Regions from separate parts of the Homo sapiens genome. Here region 2 is linked to region 1. A link is a contact called in ENCODE Hi-C or POLR2A ChIA-PET data. All regions are on one chromosome and are shown on one strand. The core of a region is the stretch at or near the end of the contact, and the rest is flanking DNA. Distances in the headings are between cores, read along the strand shown.

Region 1 (4,067 bases), core at 506-3,005:
GGCATGGTGGCTCACACCTGTACTCCCAGCACTTTGGGAGGCCGAGGTGGGCAGATTGTGAGGTCAAGAGATCGAGACCAGGCCAGGTGTGGTGGCTCACCCCTGTAATCCCAGCCCTTTGGGAGGCCAAAACGGGCGGATCACAAGGTCAGGAGATCGAGACCATCCTGGCTAACACAGTGAAACCTGTCTCCACTAAAAAAATACAAAAATTAGCCAGGTGTGGTGGTGGGTGCCTGTAGTCCCAGCTACTCAGGAGGCTGAGGCAGGAGAAGGGCATGAACCCAGGAGGCGGAGCTTGCAGTGAGCCGAGATGGAGCCACTGTACTCCAGCCTGGGCAACAAAGCGAGACTCCATCTCAAAAAAAAAAAAAAAAAAAAAAAAAGTCCAGGCGCGGTGGCTCATGCCTGTAATCCCAGCACTTTGGGAGGCCGAGACAGGTGGATCACAAGGTCAGGAGTTCAAGACCAGCCTGGCTAAGATGGTGAAACCCCATCTCTACTAAAAATACAAAAATTAGCCAGGCATGGCGGCAGGCGCCTATAATCCAGCTACTCAGGAGGCAGAGACAGGAGAATTGCTTGAACCCGGGCAGCAGAGGTTTCAGTGAGCCGAGATTGCGCCACTGCACTCCAGCCTGGGTGACAGAGTGAGCCTCCCGAGTAGCTGGGACTACAGGCACCCGCCACCACACCGGGCTAATGTGTTTTTGTATTTTTAGTAGAGACGGGGTTTCACCGTGTTAGCCAGGATGGTCTCGATCTCCTGACCTCCTGATCCGCCCGCCTTGGCATCCCAAAGTGCTGGGATTCCAGGCGTGAGCCACCGCGCCCGGCCTATCATGTTTTATTTCTTAAGCTGGGTAGTGGGGGAGTAAAAGGTGCTGATTGTGTTATTTTTTATGCCTTTGTGTATTATTTGATTTTTTTTTCTTTTTTTTTTAAGAGGAAGAAGTGAAGATAAGAAACCACTCGAAGCCGGTGTCTGGTGCTGGGACCGTGGTGGCTGGGACGGCAGCAGTCGTGCTGTCCATCTGCTCTTCCGAGGGGTGGCACATCCTAGCCTCTATCTTTTCCCCAGAGAAGATCCCCCTCGTCTGCTCTTCCCCCGTCTCAGCCTTTTAGTGTGTGAACAGTTCTGGTGTTACTCAGCAACGCTTTTGTTAGCGCCTTTACCAGCAAGTACTTGTTAAACACTTAAATCTTACAAGTGGAAAGAAAATTCCGTGGTAAATTTAAGTACAAAAGTCAACCAAAATTCTGAGTCTCGGACAAGACTGGTTAAAAATCGTTCTACAATGAAACTAATAAATTAAATCATATAAAACTTTTATTGCTTTGCAAGGAAGCTTTAGTATTAAATGTAAGCATTTTCATCTGGTGATTCTTCCCAGTCTCCTGTGGTAATAATACCTGGACAGGGAAGAAATCTTTTGAGATAACTAAACTATACTGGGAAATGGGCCCCTTGCTAAGTTTCCTGTGGCAGTGACACCCCCTCTGTTGCAAATATTTTCTCCGATGCGTGGTTTCAGTTCCAAGCCAAACCCGTTCTACAGCGTGCTTTGTACCTTTCCAGAGACTGATCGGTATCAGCTTGCCAGGGCTTTAAACCCCATTCATTCTTTCATTACTTAAAAGCCTCTTTCTTTGGAAAACCTTTGAGTGAAGCATAAAATTAGCATCTAAAAAGACATAGCAGCAACTGAACCCAGGAACGTCAGGGAATATGTGACCACCAGCACCATTATTGACCTTCCTAAGTGCAGTTTGATGGGGGAAGGGGCTATGCAGGTGGAAAAAGGTGGCCGAGAGGTGGAGGTCCCCCGGCAGGGGCAGTCGCCTCTCTGGCCTGAGCCAGAAACTCCCAATTCTCATGGGTGGCTGATGAGAGAACCCCTCCCCTCCTTTGTATTTAATCCTTTCTCTAACTCACTTCTAAGCTGACATCAGAAAATCTTTGAAGAAAAGCACAGGGGAGGCCTATTTCAGTGACTTTCACTTCTCTAAATGTTTGTTCTTTTCAGTTAGTTGTAAAATATGTTTGAATAATATTTTCAATTCTCTTTCACCACTGTTCTACAAAATGTGAGCCTGTAGGCATTGTTTTTTTTAAATGAAAAAGAAAAGATTGATTTTAGGAATCACATTCAAAGTGTTTGATGAATCAGGGCTCAGCTTAGCATTCAAGAACATGGCTGGGAAGTTTCCACTTTGTTTTCGCCCTAGATTCGTCTTTAAATCTTTTGTCTCCTATATTTTTCCAGCTCTGTGGACTTCTTTGAAGAGAAGAGGGCTATGAGGATTGAAGAAAGAAAGGCTTTTATCCAGTAATTTGTAATGATCCCATTGGATGATTATGGAATATTTTTTGTATACGTAACCCCTCAGGGAAAATCTGAGCCTATCTCTACCCTTAAAAACTCTGGTAGCCTGATGGCGGGTGGCGGGGAGAGAAGAAATCCTGTTTCTCCTTTCCCTGATTTTGTCCCCAAACTACATCTTGCTTTGAAAGTAGAGGAGTTGGAAGGAGAGGAGTTAGTCTCTCATGGGGCCCCTGGAAGGCAGATAGCTGCCAATCTTTGTGTGCATTTTGTCAAGAATGGCTGCCTTCTAAAAACAAACCAACTCTCCTCGATGCCTCAGGTCAGGGATCTGGGAGAGACTGGATTGTATAAAAGATGTTTCCAAGGCAAAAAAGCATTGCTCTCTTGGGGCATTTACAGAGGATGTCATCAGTGGGCACTTGGAAGTTCTAGAAGTCATGTGGGGTGCTGGTGTCTGCAGTTCCTGGTGTGCTCAGGACATTCTGTGTCTGCATAGAGGGTTGCTGCCCTATGGCTGGCCAGCTCATACCTGCACAATTACTTCCAGCACCTTGGCAGGCAGGAAAGGGACTACAAATATACCAACAGGGTAGGCGTTTGCTCTGGGGAAGAGGCTGATTTGGGGTGAATAGTTCATACCACAGGAAGCCCGCTGTGTGTGGTGGGCAGGTGACATTTGGACTGGGCTCCTGGTGGCTTTTGGCTCTCTTCCAGTTTGGCCTAACAATGAAATTACACGTTGAAGGGGTTTGTTACTGTTGATCTTTATTCCACAGCCTGGCTTCTTGGTAAAGGCATCCATGTTGTCCGTGTCTACATTTCCTCATCTCCCATTAATTCCCCACCAGCCCACAGTTTGCTTTCAGCCTTCACAGCTCCTGGGAAATGTCTCCCCATCTGTTGCCATCCTGGGGCCCCTCCCGAGGCTTAGTCTCCTTCCTCTTCTGCCCAGAGCTCAGCCCCTTGGCTGCTTTGCCACCTCCCTCCTCTAAAGTCACCCACTTTGGGAGCTTCTCATTTTTCTGTCTCCTTTGCCCTTTCCTTATGTTTAGTTGTTCCCAGACTCCTGGGACTTAAGTTCAAACCCCAACTCTACCATTTATTACCACTGAGGCCTGGGCAGGTCATATAACTTGCTTCAACCTTAGATTCCTTCCCTGTGAAATGGGGATAATATAGTACATACCTCATGTGGGGGAAGATGCAAAGAGACAATACTTATAAAGTGATTTACATGGAGCTTCTTATGGGGAAAGTACTTACTAGATGCTAGTTAACATCACTGTTACTCCTTTCTCACTCTGCCCACTGTCCACCCACTACAGCCAGAGGCCTTAACAGCTTCCATTCTTTGAAAGGTTGCCCTCTAGCCTAGCCCTTCCTCCTCAGTCTACACCCCAGGATGCTGGGTATCTCCAGCACCATAAATATTGCAGAGCAGTGAGTAATACCTGTTGGGTTCACTGAACCCACTTCATAGGCCCCACTCCCTGTGCTCAGTGAGCAATAAGTCCTCTCGTAGATTCCACACTGTTAAATAGAAGAAATAATGCTGATCATGGCTGTGCACTTTGTTCACTATGCAAAGGTACTTGGGAGAGCACCGCTGGCTGGAGAGTATATGGTAGCTGGGGGACCCAGGAAGAAGGTCTTTCTCTATCTCAAGCCTTCTTTGAAATTCAGATATGTTGGAAGACTTCCTAGTGTCTTTCAGGGCTGCGAAGTTACCCAACAACCTTT
Region 2 (4,067 bases), core at 1,144-3,643, 220 kb before region 1:
GGACCTAGACTCACAGCCTGACTCAGAGGGCAGCGGTGGCTCTTTTCTAGAAAAAGTGGCAATTTGCAGGTAGGGAAATAAGCCATAGAACCTCACCCAAAAGTTTGTTGGCAGTAAAGGAAGCCATTCATTTGGGTTGATATTCAGCTTTTATAAAGGGTGGATTTGCCCAGGTGTAGATTTGGTTGGTACTAAATTATCCCATGGTTTATATTCCTGGCTCTTCTTAAAAAAAAAAAAAAAAACGCTGCTTCTGCCAAGTTTATTGGAAACCTGGAGGAAAAAACTAATACTAAGGGTCATGTCAGGCAATGGAATGAAGCAGGGTTGCTGTTTCCTCTAAGCCAGTGTTTCTCAACAGCTTCTTACCGCCACCCTCTCCCCTACCCCACATAGCCTTTTTAGAGACTTTTTCAAAGTTGCTACCATAACCTTTTGATATCACAGATATCATATATCTATGTACTGAGGCCTTTTGGAGAGCCACAGACGGTTGAAATAGGTAAGATTTGCTACCAATCTTTGTCCCCTTAGGGGTGCCGTCATCCCATGTGGAATGTGTGACCTTGGCAAAGCAACTGCAGCACAGGACTTTTCTCTGTTTTTATTGCTTTTATGTCTCTCTCTCTCTCTCTTTTTTTTTTTTTTTTAGATGGAGTCTCGTTCTGTCATCCAGGCTGGAGTGCAGTAGCATGATCTCAGCTCACTGTAAACTCCTCCTCCTGGGTTCAAGGGATTCTCCTGCCTCAGCCTCCTGAATAGCTGGGATTACAGGCACACGCCCCATGTCTGACTAATTTTTGTATTTTTAGTAGAGATGGAGTTTCACCTTGTTGACTGGTCTTGAACTCCTGACCTCAAGTGATCTGCCCACCTTGGCCTCCCAAAGTGCTGGGATTACAGGTATGAGGCACTTCACCCGGCCACTTTTGTGTTTCTTTAAAATACTTTTTTGACCGGGCCCGGTGGCTCACACTTGTAATCCCAGCACTTTGGGAGGCCGAGGTGGGCAGATCATCTGAGATTGGGAGTTCGAGACCAGCCTGACCAACATGGAGAAACCCCGTCTCTACTAAAAATACAAAATTAGCCGGGCATGGTGGCACCTGCCTGTAATCCCAGCTACTCGGGAGGCTGAGGCAGGAGAATTGCTTAAAGCTGGGAGGCGGAGGTTGCTGTGAGCCGAGATCATGCCATGGCACTCCAGCCTGGGCAACAAGAGTGAAACTCCATCTCAAAAACAAACAAACAAACAAAAACAAAACCTTTTTGTTGGTGGGCTGGAGCCTTCTTCAGAAGGTAGACTCTACCCTTTTCCACATCAATTCCTAGCTTATAAACAGTAGTGCTGTAGGAGGTGAAGTTTGTCATTTCTCAATGCCAGCTAAGTGCAGACATCTGCTTCACTCAAAAAGTTTTCTACGTCGTTAGAAGTTCTAGCATCATTATTTCAGGTAAGTAGTTTTCATGTGTGCATGAATGTATGTGTGTGTGTTTGTGCACACACGTTACCATCTTGTCATCTTTTCAGCACTTCATGTCTCCTGAGTGAGTGGGAGAAGTATGTTATCAAGGTGACTTAAGATAAAAAGGGAATTAGGAAAGAGGTGAGACTGATGTCTTAGGGTTTTCTTTCTTGCCTTATAACTTTAAGAATAAAAACTTCAGTAAGGACAAACAAACCAGGGTCAGGAAGATCAACCTCAGCATAAATCATTCTTTTTTGCTGATGTCGTTTCTATCAATGTATAAAATAAACACCAGAAAAGCCCTAACTTTCCCTCCTTCTCTACAATGCTTCCTCAAATGCCAGGGTGCCTCATTTTCCCATTGTCCTGTTTCAGTAGAGTTGGGGTAAGAGGCATGGAACTATGGGGGAAAATGCCAGGTTAGGAGCACACAAGTAGTGCTATGAGCCAGACCAGGTTGGGTGGAGTTTGCAGCGGGTGCGTCAGGAAAGGTAACAAGGATCAGGTGACAGAGGTTTAGGTGGACAGGCAGGAATTCCACCACGCTCCTATTTGTGGCCCTAAAAGAGAACCAGGTGCAGTCATTGAGGAGTTGAATTGAATTTGTGCTGCAGCAGTTAAGATCCACTTAGGGAAATAGAAACTGTCTGGTTATTTGAATAAGAATTTACTTTAGGGATTGGTTAGACAGGAATTGGAGGCAAAAAGGGAATAGTGAGAGAACAGAGCTAGCAGCTGCAGGAGGCAGACACCCTCCGACCCTGTTGAGCTGATGCTGGCCAGACACAGGTCGGAAGGAAGGCATGAGCCCCTTCTCCCTCCTCCTGGCCCTGGTCTCCCTCTGGAAGCCCCCACTGGACCCTAATAGGGAGGCAACTGCAACCTCAATTCTCTGATGTGTTCCGGAAAAAGTGGTTTTGCATGTTCTCTAGTGTTTTTGTTGTCATGGTACCGGCAATACTCTTTCCAGCCCTCTATATCCTGAGCAGAAGTTAGAAAAACTAGATGGTGGTTTAAACCACAAAAGTGTACAGACAGCTCCAGTCTGTGCCTCTTTCCACGCACTGGTTATCTATTGCTGTATAGCAAATTCCCCTCAAACCTAGTGACATAAATCAAGTAACATTCTTTGACAGTTTCTGTCTTCAGTGGAAGGCTCGCCTGGGGCTGGGGGATCTGTGCTCTTGGGGCTTACCCTCATACCTGGCCAGTGACTGCTGGTATTGGGAGGAGGACTTGGTTCCTCACCATGGGGATATCTCCACAGGGCTGCTTGAGTGTCCTCATGACATGGCGGCTGGCTTCTCCCAGGGCAAGTGATCCAAGAGAGAGAAAAGCAGAGCCCACAATATCTTTTATGGTCTAGCTTCAGAAGCCACACCCTGTCATTTCTGCTATGCCCTATGGGTCCCACAGGTCAGCCCTAGTCAGAGAGGACAAAGGGTCTGAATATCAGGAAGCAAGAATCACTGGGACCGTCTGTGTGCTACCAAATCCTGTGTTCCTTGTCTTGGGAGAATGGCGACACCTCTCACTCTGTCTCCAAATCCACAGACCTGAGAATCAAACTTGACTCCTTTGTTCCTCATTCTGCCGCTACATCTGGTCAGTCAGCAAATCCTGACATTTCTGCCTCCTGAGTCTCTGGAATCTTCCTCTGCCCTTCATTCTCACTTCCAACGTAGCAGCTCCTAACTGCTTCCCCCTTGGTCCATCTTCTATTCTGTGAAGAGAGGGAGCTTCCTTTTCTCTTTGAAAGGAAGTTACTTACTTTCTGATTACAGAAGTAATGCAAACCTTGCAAGCATTTGGGAAACACAGAATAGTATTTAGATGTAATGGAAATACTACCACAATCCCAAACTACTGTAAATTACATGCACGTGTACACACCTGCACACTCCCAGCCTTCTTTCTAGGTAAGCCTGTGTATATGTGTGTGCACAGATAGACTTATCCAATTTCAAATGTATTGTGATCAGACTCTATGTGGTTTTATTTTGCTTTTACAATTCAACTTGGCATAAACATTTTCCTATGTTATTAAGACTTCTTCCAAAATGTATTGATGACTCCATAAAATACACCAAATATATGCACTATAGTTTATTTAACCTGTTCCCGAGTGTCTGTGAGTATATCACTGTATTTGATTTTTCATGTTATAGATAACTCTGTGATGAACGTCTTGTACAGGTATTTTGACATGTCTGTTTATTTTTGGGGGGTAAATTCTTAGAAGAATGATTGGTCAAGTGTATGAATACTTGAAAGGCTTTTGATGTTTTGCCAAATTACCCTCTGGGAGTGTGTGCTTATTTACAACAGGCTGGCAGGGTACACAAATTTCCTTCTTCCCACACTCTGGCCCCCATTACATTCTGAGCTTTGAAGCATGATTTCAAATTACATTCACGTAAAAAACTAGACGCCAGGCTCAGTGGCTCATGCCTGTAATCCCAGCATTTTGGGAGGTCAAAGCAGGAGGATCGCTTGAGCCCAGGAGTTCAAGACTAGCCTGGGCAGCATAGTGAGATCCTGTCTCTAAAAAAATTAAATGAAATTAAAAAATTAAAACCTAGAAAATGAAGAAAATCA

The links. Hi-C counts contacts between places; a loop is a spot of excess contacts on that map. ChIA-PET counts read pairs that join two places held with the same protein, here RNA polymerase II (POLR2A). Pooled maps may share reads with other maps.
Region 2: a loop to region 1 is called in a pooled map, with 2.0 times the contacts of the local background. The contact joins two enhancer-like sites. A Hi-C loop is called at or near these places in 1 of 50 pooled maps. POLR2A ChIA-PET finds 5 or more read pairs at or near these places in 3 of 52 experiments (GM12878, activated B cell and activated T-cell).

What each region holds. Positions count from the first base shown.
Region 1 is chr6:158,909,021-158,913,087 of GRCh38, forward strand. LINC02901 (long intergenic non-protein coding RNA 2901) reads left to right here. Exons shown (of 3, transcript NR_160980.1): 3 at 947-1,333. Among named protein-coding and RNA genes, the nearest start is that of LINC02901, 41 kb to the left of the region's middle. RefSeq lists enhancers at 989-1,782, 1,783-2,576. Within about 2 kb of position 1,756, at least 10 of the 41 ENCODE cell types and tissues checked have a DNase peak (open chromatin) inside an H3K27ac peak, as active enhancers do.
Region 2 is chr6:158,684,583-158,688,649 of GRCh38, forward strand. All of the region lies in intron 6 of SYTL3 (synaptotagmin like 3), which reads left to right. Among named protein-coding and RNA genes, the nearest start is that of SYTL3, 37 kb to the left of the region's middle. RefSeq lists a silencer at 2,461-2,661. Within about 2 kb of position 2,394, at least 7 of the 41 ENCODE cell types and tissues checked have a DNase peak (open chromatin) inside an H3K27ac peak, as active enhancers do.